Regions from separate parts of the Homo sapiens genome. Here region 2 is linked to region 1. The links are chromatin contacts, found by Hi-C or POLR2A ChIA-PET in ENCODE. All regions are on one chromosome and are shown on one strand. The core of a region is the stretch at or near the end of the contact, and the rest is flanking DNA. Distances in the headings are between cores, read along the strand shown.

What was found. Hi-C counts contacts between places; a loop is a spot of excess contacts on that map. ChIA-PET counts read pairs that join two places held with the same protein, here RNA polymerase II (POLR2A). Pooled maps may share reads with other maps.
Region 2: a pooled map shows a loop between it and region 1 (2.2-fold over the local background). The contact joins two enhancer-like sites. A Hi-C loop is called at or near these places in 2 of 168 maps with a recorded cell type or tissue (endometrial microvascular endothelial cells and endothelial cell of hepatic sinusoid) and 2 of 50 pooled maps. POLR2A ChIA-PET finds 5 or more read pairs at or near these places in 5 of 52 experiments (CD4-positive, alpha-beta T cell, GM12878, H1 and 2 more).

The regions. Positions count from the first base shown.
Region 1 is chr12:720,044-725,412 of GRCh38, forward strand. It overlaps LOC101929432 (a long non-coding RNA gene), which reads left to right. Exons shown (of 4, transcript XR_007063153.1): 3 at 4,597-4,814. Among named protein-coding and RNA genes, the nearest start is that of LINC02455, 6.1 kb to the left of the region's middle. Within about 2 kb of position 2,453, at least 3 of the 41 ENCODE cell types and tissues checked have a DNase peak (open chromatin) inside an H3K27ac peak, as active enhancers do.
Region 2 is chr12:819,668-825,518 of GRCh38, forward strand. All of the region lies in intron 2 of WNK1 (WNK lysine deficient protein kinase 1), which reads left to right. Among named protein-coding and RNA genes, the nearest start is that of WNK1, 70 kb to the left of the region's middle. Within about 2 kb of position 3,789, at least 3 of the 41 ENCODE cell types and tissues checked have a DNase peak (open chromatin) inside an H3K27ac peak, as active enhancers do.

The DNA.
Region 1 (5,369 bases), core at 1,203-3,702:
CAAGTAGGAAATGAAGAACCAAGGAAGTGAGAAAAGAAGAGAGAGAGAAAAAAATAATTAAAATATCTCTTAGAAAAAACTGTGAATACTCGGTTACGCTACCTTGCTTCTGTTCCCATCCCTTTGCTGAAAAATGGATTTTGTCATGTTTCTCAACAATATATAGCTTGCTTGTTGCTTGAACCTATGAATCTCCACTCATTTCTACTACTGGACCTCTCAGCAACATTCGCCATAGCTGGGAACTCTCTTTTTCTTCAAGCTCCTTTCTCGGCTTCAATGACCCCACAACCTCCTTGTTTTACTCTTTAGGTCTCTGGTTGTTCCCTTTGTTCTCTTTTGCAGGGCCCTTGTGTTCTACACAAACTCTAATAGTGTGATAGATGAAGTAACTAAACCATACAGGACTCAGTCCTAGTGTATTAGTCCGTTTTCAGCCTGAGACTGGGTAATCTATAAACAAAAGAGGTTGAATTGACTCACAGTTCTGCATGGCTGAGGAGGCCTCAGGAAACTTACAATCATGGTGGAGGGCAAAGGGGAAGGAGAGACCTCTTCACAGGGTGGCAGGAAAGAGAGAGAGAGAGAGAGCACAGGGAAAACTGCCTCTTCTAAAACCATCAGATCTCCTGAGAACTCACACACTATCACAAAACAGCTTGGGGAAACGGTCCCGATGATCCAATCACCTCCCACCAGGTCCCTTCCTCCACACGTGGGGATTACAATTTGAGATTAGATTTGGGTGGGGACACAGAGCCAAACCATATCACCTAGAGCCCTGATCCCTTTTTTTTTTTTGAGATGGAGTCCGGCTCTATCACCCAGGCTGGAGTGCAGTGGGGCGATCTCTGCTCACTGAAACCTCCACCTCCCAGGTTGAAGCGATTCTCCAGCCTCAGCCTCCCAAGTAGCTGGGACTATAGGTGTGCGCCACTGCATACAGCTAATTTTTTTTTTTTTGGTATTTTTAGTAGAGATGGGGTTTCACCATGTTGGTCAGGCTGGTCTTGAACTCCTGACCTCAGGTGATCCGCCTGCCTCAGCCTCCCAAAGTGCTGGGATTACAGACCTGAGCCACTGGGCTGGGCCATAGCCCCTATCTCTTCTCTATTTATACACTCTTCCTAACCACTGAGGTGGTGATATTTGCATCAAGAACTTAAGGAGGTGAGAATATGTGGCCATCTGAGGTAAGAGCATTCCAGGCATGAAGGAGACAGCAAGGAGGCCAGTGTGGTGGAGTGAGTCAATGACAGGGAAAGAAGCTGGAGATGAGGTCACAGGTAGTGAGAATGGTGGACAGATCACGTGAAGCCTAAGTCGGCCATTGTAATGCCTTTGCCTTTGGTTTTTCCTCTGAGCAAGGTGAGATGCCAGTGCCGGGCTACGAGCAGAGGCTGCCATGGTTCTAGCTTACATCTTAGTAGGATCACTCTTATGTGCTAAATGTGAACGAACGGGTGAACGAACAGAGGAGTGGATGGAAGAGCATGGAAACAAGAAAGAAAATAGAGGGCCAGGCGCAGTGGCTCACACCTGTGATCCCAGCACTTTGGGAAGCCAAGGCGGGTGGATCACCTGAGGTCGGGAGTTCAAGACCAGCCTGGCCAACATGGAGAAACCCCGTCTCTACTAAAAGTACAAGATCAGCCGGTCGTGGTGGCAGATGCCTGTAATCCCAGCTACTTGGGAGGCTGAGGCAGGAGAATTGCTTGAACCCGGGAGGCAGAGGTTGCAGTGAACCGAGATTGTGCCATTGCACTCCTGTCTGGGCAACGAGAGTGAAATTCTGTCTCAAAACAAAAACGAAAACAAAAATAAAAACAAAAGTTATCCGGGCATGGTGGCACATGCCTGTAATCCCACCTACTGGGGAGGCTGAGGCAGGAGAACGGCTTGAACCCGGGAGGCGGAAGTTGCAGTGAGCTGAGATCGCACCACTGAACTCCAGCCTGTGACAGAGCGAGATTCCTCAAAAAAAAAAAAAAAAAAAGAAAGGAAGGAAGGAAAGAGAGAGAGAGAGAGAAAGAAAGAAAGGAAAGAAGGAGATAAAGAGAAAGAAATAGAGAAAAGAAAGAAAGAAAGAAAGAAGGAAAGAAGGAAAGAAAGAAAGAAAGAAGGAAAGAAAGAAGGAAAGAAGGAGATAAAGAGAAAGAGAAAGAGAAATAGAGAAAAGAAAGAAAGAAGGAAAGAAGGAAAGAAAGAAAGAAAGAAGGAAAGAAGGAGATAAAGAGAAAGAGAAAGAGAGAAATAGAGAAAAGAAAGAAAGAAGGAAAGAAGGAAAGAAAGAAAGAAAGAAAGAAAGAAAGAAAGAAAGAAAGAAAGAAAGAAAGAAAATAGGAAGACTCATGGAGAAGTATAACTCCAGGGTCTCTTCGTCACCACATTACAGACATGAAGACCATCTAAGGTGCCAGCGTTGCTTGCTGCAGCTGTCTCCTCAGGCTTGCAGGAGGGGCAGGGAAGACACTTGAGCTCAGGAGAGAAAAGAAGCAGCTGGCTGCTGGTGAGATGGGAGGAAGACCTGAGGCAGCTTCATTGTCACTAGAAACCTGACCCTTTTGGGTTTAGCCAGACAATGACCGCCTTGGCCGGGGAATGTTGGGGAAAACCTGCCAGGTTTTCAGTCTGCCTCTCAGCCTAGACAACCTCTAAAAGAGGAGTGTATCTCTTGAATTGGCAGAAATGAGACACAGCAGAGGGGAGAACTAACATTTCTCCTTAGCACACCATGCAGACTGTCAAAATGAGTTGCCGAATCTATTTTATTCTAACCGTGAGAAAGTAAGGCATCCATAAACAGAGGAGAAGTTATAATTGTGGGGTTTAGAATTTAAGGAGCTCCAAAATGGCTCCTCTAGATAAATTTATCTCTGCTAATCATTGTTTACCTTTGCTGTGTTCTTTTATTTTTTATTTTTTTAAGAATGAAATTAAATTTTTCCTTTTCATAAAAATAGTACATGTACATGGTTAAAAATTCCAGCAGTACAAAGGATATACAATGCTAAGTAAGTCTTTCAACAACATAATGTAAAGTCTTCCTAAATTCATCTGTGTCTTTAACCCTATTCCAGTAAAAATGCTATCAGAATATTTTAGGCAATGCTAAAGTAAACTGGGAAAAGTAAATGTGCAAAAACATGATGAAAATTCTGAAACAGAGAATAACAGAGGAAGATTTACCCTAGAAGGTGAAAATATAAAAGTATATAATTAAAAGCTTGGTAGTGGCACAGGCATAGACAGATTAATGGTACAAAGCAGTATGTAGAAATAGCCCAAATATACCTGGAAATGGAGTATTAAGACAAAGGTAGAATTTTAAGATTTGAGGGAAAAGATTACTAATAAATGGAGTTGAATCATTTACCTTAGTAACTAGAAAAAAATAAAATTGGATCCCTATCTCATTTCTTATACCAAACAAAGTTCAGATGAATCATATATTTAACATTTAAAAATAAAACCATAAAAGTACTGAAATAAAACATGGGAGAAATAAAAAAATAATTCTGGGTGATGTTATAAACTGAATTGGATTCCCCAAAATTCATGTTTGAAGCTCTAACCCCCAGTATCTCAGAATGTGACTGTATTTAGAGATAGGGTCTTCAAAAAGGTAATTAAGTTAAAATGAAGTTGTTAGGGTGGGCCCTAATCCAGTATGACTGGTGTCCTTAAGAGATCAGGACCCAGGCAAGCAGAGAGATAAGACTGTGTGAAGACACGTGCAGAAGGTACCTGGCAAGTCCCGGACAGAGGTCTCAGAAGAAACCAACCCTGCCTACACCTTGATCTTGGACTTTTAGTCTCCAGAACTGTGAGGAAATAAATCTCTGTGTTGTTTAAGCCACTCAGCCTGGGTTACTTTATTATGGAAGCCCTAGCAAACCAATATGGGGATTAAATCTTTCTAAGCAAGAGACAAGGTTCAGAAGCAGTGAAAGAAAAGATTGATAAATTTAACTGCATAAAAATGGAAAATTTCTTCATAAAAACAAAAACGAACTGCAACAACAATAAAAAGCTCCCCCCATCAATTAAAACACAATAATAAATTGGGAAAACATAATGACCCTCAAAGAGCTAATTTCCTTAGATTGCCAGATTCATTCATCCTCTCTCTCTCTCTTTCTTCCTTTCAAAGCTGGAATTTCAAATTTTTATACGATATCTCCTGAAGGTTTCATGTTGAAAACTAATTTGATTTTTAAACACACTGTACAAGCCAACACAGTCTGGGGCTCCTGGTTTGGGATCTCTGGTCTAGACCACCACCACAGGGGGCCTTCCCTTCAGCAGATCAGTCCAAAATGGCCTATGAGTCCTTTTTAAGATCTCACTGCCACTGAGTATACAGAATGAAGATTTCATTTTAGTCATCCAGAATTACACACACACACACAGGCATGCCCGATTATTCTCTCTCACATACAGTATAATTTGGAGCTGTATTATGGAAGGAAACCATTTCCCTATATGCAACATAATATGTGTTGATCCTTCCCCTGCCCAAACGGGAACAGTGCTTTAGGTTTTTTTGTGCAGGGCTATGTGAGTCACTTCCTTTCTCCTTGCCTTATATGGTAGCACCAGGCCCAGAGGCCTACCTGCAGAACCAGGAGCCTTCCCAGAGATGCCTGTTGATGGATGGCTACACTGAGAACCTGAAATAGCGTGCAAATAACTCTCTTCTCTGTACTTGAAGCCAAATCGCATTCCCAGGCAGACATATCCAGCGGGGAAAGAAGAAACAAGAAAATGAATGATCCACTTGCACAAGAATCTCTCCTATGAGCAAGTGTTAGGTGAGGGTGGGGATAAGATGCCTGTCTCGGGAGACAAGGCTGTACAAATTCATAATTTGAATTTTTATGGTTAATTTTATGGTTAATTTTATGGAATTTTATGGTTAATCTTGGATAGTGGGATTTGGGATAAATTTGCTTTTATAATATGTAATTGTATTTTCTGAATTTTCTACAGTGAACTCGTATTGCTTTTATGAACAGGAAAAAGAACAACAAATGCCATAAAAATCATGTAGTATATTAATCTTGTCTTCCTAACAAGACTATATAAGTTCCCTGACAGAGGGAGTCACTTGTGTGTGTATGTGGTATCCTTTCCCATACCTGCGGTGTTGGGCTCATGGCATCCACTTAATGAACGCTTGCTGTCAGTCATTGATTTGGAGTCTTCTCCAGAGCTAGTCCTGATGGAGGTCACCAGACAAGTCTTGCCTGGGTCAGAATGACCCTTGTGGAACTGACTGGAAAGCAGATCTGTGGGTTGGACAGGTTTCACCCTGTATTCATTTTGCCCCACAGGCACCAAGATGTGCAATGCTGTATTCCAGGACT
Region 2 (5,851 bases), core at 2,539-5,038, 100 kb after region 1:
CTAAGTTTTCTTCTAAGAGTTCTATCAATTTAACTTTTCTATTTAGGTTATTGTTCCATTTTTAAGTTAACTTTTGTGTATGCCGTGAGGTAGGGTCTGATTTCATTCTTTTACATGTTGATGTCCAGTTATCCCAGCATCATTTGTTGAAGAGACTTTTACCTATTGAATGGTCTTGGTACTCTTCTCAAAAATTATTTAATCATATGTATAGGTTTATTTCTGGACTCTCAATTCTATTTCATTGGCCTACATGTCTGTTCTTATGCCAGTACCGCATTGCTCTGATTACTATAGTAATTTTTGTAAATTTTGAAAATTAGAAGTGACTTCTCCAATTTTGTTCTTCTTTTTCACTATTGTTTTTGACAGTTGGGGTCTTCTTGAAATTCCATGTGAATTTGAGGATTAGATTTCCATTTCTACAAGAAAAGGCTGTTGGAATTTTGACAGAAATTGTGTTGAATCTGTAGATCATTTTGTATAGTATCACCATCTTTAACTATATTGTCTTCTAATCCGTGAACACAGGGTGTCTGTCCATTTATTTATGTCTTTTTTAATTTCTTTCAGCAATGTTTTGTAGTTTCATTATACAAGTCTTTCACATCCTTGGTTAAATTTATTCCTAGATCCTTTATATGCTATTGCAAATGAAATTGTTTTCTTAATTTCCTTTTCAGATTGTTAATTGCTGGTATATATAAATACAACTGATTTTTGTGTGTCAGTCTTGTACTTTTGTAACTTTACTGAATTCTTGTATTAGCTCATCTGTGTGTGTGTTCATTCTTTGGGGTTTTTTTTTTTTTTTTTTTTTTTTAAACAGATGGGGTTTCACTCTGTCACCGAGGCTGGAGTGCAGTGGTGCAGTCATAGCTCACTACAGACTTGAACTCTAGGCTTAAAGGATCCTCCCACCTCAGCCTCCTGAGTAGCTGGGACTCCAGGTGTGTACCACCATGCCTGGCTAATTTTTAAATTTTTCATAAAGATAGGGTCTCAATATATTGCTTATGGTAGTCACAAATTCCTGGCCTCAAGTGATCTCCCTTGCCTCTGGCTCCCAAAGTGCTGAGATTACAGGTGTGTGCCACCACACCTAGCCATTCTTTGGGATTTTTATATATTGGATCAAGTCATATGTGAATAGATAGTTCTTTCAGATTTGAATGCCTTTATTTCTTTTTCTTGTCTAACTGTTTTGGCTAGAGCTTGAATTATGATTAGCATTGATTATCCTTGTCATATTACTGATTTTAAGGAGAAAGCTTTTGGTCTTTCACCATTGAGTATATGTTAGCTGTGAGTTTTTCATAAATGTTCTTTATCATGTTGAGGAAGTTCTCTGCTATTCCTATCCTAGTTTCTTGAGTTTTTTTTTTTTTTTTTTTTTTTTTGGAAAGGTGTTAGATTTTGTCAAATGCTCTTCTGCATCAAGTTAGATAATCATGAAACCACTTCGTTCTATTAGTGTGATATATTATACTGATTAATTTTCTTATGTTGAATCACCCTTGCATTTCATAGATAAATAGTGTATAATCCTTTTACTATGCAGTTGGGTTTGGCTTGCCAATATTTTGTTGAGAGTTTTTACATCTACATTAATAACGGTGTTAGTCTATAGTTTTCTTTTGGTATCTTCAGTATCAGGGCAATACTGGCCTCACAGAATGATTTAGAAAGTGTTTCCTCCACTTTTGCTTTTTGGAAGAGTAGGATTTGTGTTAATTCTCCTGTAAATGTTTGGTAGAACTCATCAATGAAGCCATCCAGTCCTAGACTTTTCTTTGGAGATTTCTTGAAGGAATGTTCCATGTACAGTTGAGAATATATATTCACTTGTTGTTGGGCAGTGTGTTCTAAATATGTCTGTTACCTTTTGGTGGTTTATAATATTGTTCAAGTCTTCTGTTTTCTTACTCATCTTTTGTCTAGATGTTTTATCCGTTATTGAAAGTGGAATACTGAAGTCTCCAACTATTACTGTAGTGTCTACTAATTTCCTCCCTTTAATTCTGTGAATGTTTGCTTCATTATTTGGTGGCTTTATTGTTTGATGTATATAATTGTTATTTTTTATGGATTGGCCCTTTTATCAATACATCATGCTCTTCTTTATCTCTTGCATCAGTATTTTTACTTATTTTGCCTGATATTAGTTTTGCTACCTCACCCTCTTTTATTTACTATTAGCATAGAATATCATTTTTCTTTCATCCTTTGAATTTCAACCTATTTCTGTCCTTGGATCTATAATGAGTCTCTTGTAGACAGTATATAGTTGGCTTTTTTTCTTTCTTTTTAAAAAATCCATTCTGCCCATCTCTGTTTTTGGTAGGAGAGTTTATTTACATTTAATTAGTCAAAATGAATGATTTGCTATTTTGCTGTTTGTTTTCTGTATGTCTTATACCTTTTTTTTTTTTTTTTTTTTTTTTGAGACGGAGCCTCGCTCTGTTGCCCAGACTGGAGTGCAGTGGCACAGTCTCAGCTCACTGCAACCCCCGCCTCCCGGGTTCAAGCGATTCTCCTGCCTCAGCCTCCTGAGTAGCTGGGATTATAGGTACTCACCACCACGCCCAGCTAATTTTTGTATTTTTAGTAGAGACAGGGTTTCACCACGTTGGTCAGGCTGGTCTCAAACTCCTGACCTTGTGGTCCTGCCCACCTCAGCCTCCCAAAGTGCTGGGATTACAGGCGTAAGCCACCGCCCGCAGCCGTAATATATCACATTCCTAGAGACAGTCTTGTACTGTTTTTTGCTCCTTATCTCCTTCATTACTACCTTTTTAAATGTATTTATTTTTCTTTTGTAGTATACCATTTTCATTCCTTTCTCATTTCCTTTTGTGTATATATTTAGATATTTTTTCAGTGGTTACCTTGAGGATCACAATTAACATCATAAACCTCCAACAGTCTACCCTGAATTGATACCAACTTAGCTTTAATACAGCATACAAATCTCTGATCCTATACAGCCTCACTCCTCCTTCCCATTTTATGTTTTCATTGTCTCAAATTTTATGTTTATACATTGTGTACCCATTAGCATAGTTTTATAATAATTATTTTACATGCATTTGTCTTTTAAATCATGTAGGAAATAAAAGGAATTATAAACCAAAAATACATTAATACTGGTTTTAATATTTAGATGTGTGATGGACTTTACCAGAGATTTGATTTGGTTTTATGGCTTCAAGTTATTGTCTAGTGTTCTTTTATTTCCTCTAAGGATTCTCTTTAGCATTTCTTTTAGGGAAAGTGTACTACTGTCAAACTCTTCCAGCTTTTATTTACCTGGGAATATCTTAATTTCTCTTTCATTTCTGCAGTATAATTTTGCTGATATATAATTCGTGGTTGGCAGTCTTCAGGTTTTTTTTGGGGTTTTGCTTTTGTTTCTTTTAGCACTTTAAATATGTCATCCCACTGCTTTCTGCCCTCTATGGTTTTTGCTGAAAAATCAGCTCATAATCTTATTGAGGATCCCATGGTCATAAGTCACTTCTCCCTTGCTACTTTCAAGATTCTCTCTTTGTCTTTGCCTTTTAACAGTTTGAATATAGTGTTTCTCATTGTGGATCTATTTGCATTTATCCTTAGAGTTTGTTGAACTTTTTGGATGTGTAGATTCATGTCTTTTACTAAGTTTGGGAAATTTGTGGCCATTATTTTCTTAAATATTCTTTCTGCTCTTTTCTGTCTTCTTTATCTAGGACTCCCATTGTGTATATTTTGCTCAACTTGATGGTGTCCCACAGATCTCTTAGACTCTGCTCATTTCTGCTCCTCAGACTGTACAGTTTCACTTCCTATTTTCAAGTTTATTGCCTTTTTCTTCTGTGTGTTCGCATATGCTGTTGAAATCTGTTAGTGAATCTTCACAGTATTTTTCAGCACCTCAATTTCTACTTGGTTCCTTTTTAAAGTTTCTGTCTCTGTTGATATTCTCTACTTCAATAGAATATTCTTTGTACTCTTAATATTTAGCAGCCATTGTTCTCAGCATTTAGTCTGCAAAGTTTTGGCATAGGTACTATAATTATCCCTATTTAACCATGAGTTGATTGTTTTTAGTAAATATCTTAGTACTGAAGAACTGATTAAGAGCTCTGCTTATGAGAGTGGAGCTTTTCAGCAACTGGGCTTTGTCTTCAATGTGGTTGGGCAAAAATCAGTCACAATGGAAGAACCTGAAGTGCTTGATATATCAGAGACATCTTTTTTTTTTTTTTTTTTTTTGGAGATGGAGTCTCGCTCTGTGTTGCCCAGGGCGGAGTGCAGTGGCGTGATCTCGGCTAACTGCAACCTCTGCCTCCCGGGTTCAAGCGATTCTCCAACCTCAGCCTCCCGAGTAGCTGGGGCTATAGGCACATGCCACCATGCCCAGCTAGTTTTTATGTTTTTAGTAGACACCATGTTTCGCCATATTGGTCAGGCTGGTCTTGAACTCCTGACCTCAGGTGATCCATCCACCTCAGCCTCCCAAAGTGCTGGGAGTGAGCCAGCGTCAGCCACTGCACCTGGCAGAGACATCTTTTTTTTTTTTTTTTTTGTCCTATCTGCACTGATGGTGCCTAATTGTCACTTTTCTTTCTCAAGATGTGGTTGGTTATGGTGATTTTAATTAATATTCGTATTTTTATAACCACTTTTCATTCTCACCAAACTTAGCTTCTCTGAGTTTAGAAATGTTCCATTTGTAATATGGAGCAGATTGGATTCCTTCTTGTCCTTATACTTTCCTTATAAACATTGCTATAATAATCATGTTTGTACACAATTCCCAAAGAATAGGTTCTTAAAATGAAATGTGAATCATAATATATGTGTAATTTTCACTTGAATAGCAATTTAGACAAAGATATGATTCCCTCCTGCTAGCTGGGATAATCTTGAAGGTCTTTACTAAAATGATAGATATAATTTAAGTAGATCTTAAAGGATAAACAGGTTTTCTGTAATTAGGGAGGTGCTATGGGAATAGTTAAAAAAAAGAGAGAAGTAATATAAAGTTCATAGTAGGATAAGATACCCTTTTGTTTAAAAATAGGATGTTTATAAGGAGGACTAACGACAAATAAAATTTCCAATATTTTATTATAAAATTCTAAAAATTATATAGAAAAGGCAAAAGAAACATACAGTGAGCACACACTCAGCACCAAGATTCTGTTGTTACTAACTTTTTGCATCACTTGCCTTACCATATTATTAATATGTCCATTTATTCATCCTCCATCCATCTTATTCATTCCATAATAAAATAAATTGTAAAATAAAATAATTCAATATGCTTCACCCGTAAACCCTTCAGTATGCATTTCGTTAGAGTTCCAGTATTTGTGTACTTTATTTTTCTTTTACCTCCAAACAGCATCAGGATAGAATAAATTATTATTGTACGATTGAATGAGTTTTGACAAGGCATTCATTCGTGTAACCAAAACTCTCAAGATAGAGAACATTTCCATCATATCGGAAAATGCCCTTATGCCGCTTTCCAGGCAGCCTTTTCCTTACCCTCCATCCAGCATGACTGTTTTGATATATTTTTTAAACCATAAAACCCACTTTTGCTATTAGTTTTCTTCAATTAGCCCACCCAAATGAAGTAAAATTTTATTTTAGTTCTGCTATTTGATTTTTAGTTAGATCTGGATCTCTGCATGTTTTTCATTTTAAGTAGTTGCCCTGAAGATTACATTTACGTTGTTACTTTTCACAATTTATTTAGGACTAATACTGTACAATTTCATGTAAAATACAAGACCTTTGCACAAATAAGGTTTTCATATAACCCCTCTACCGCTTGTTCTGTATGCTGTAATTTTCATAT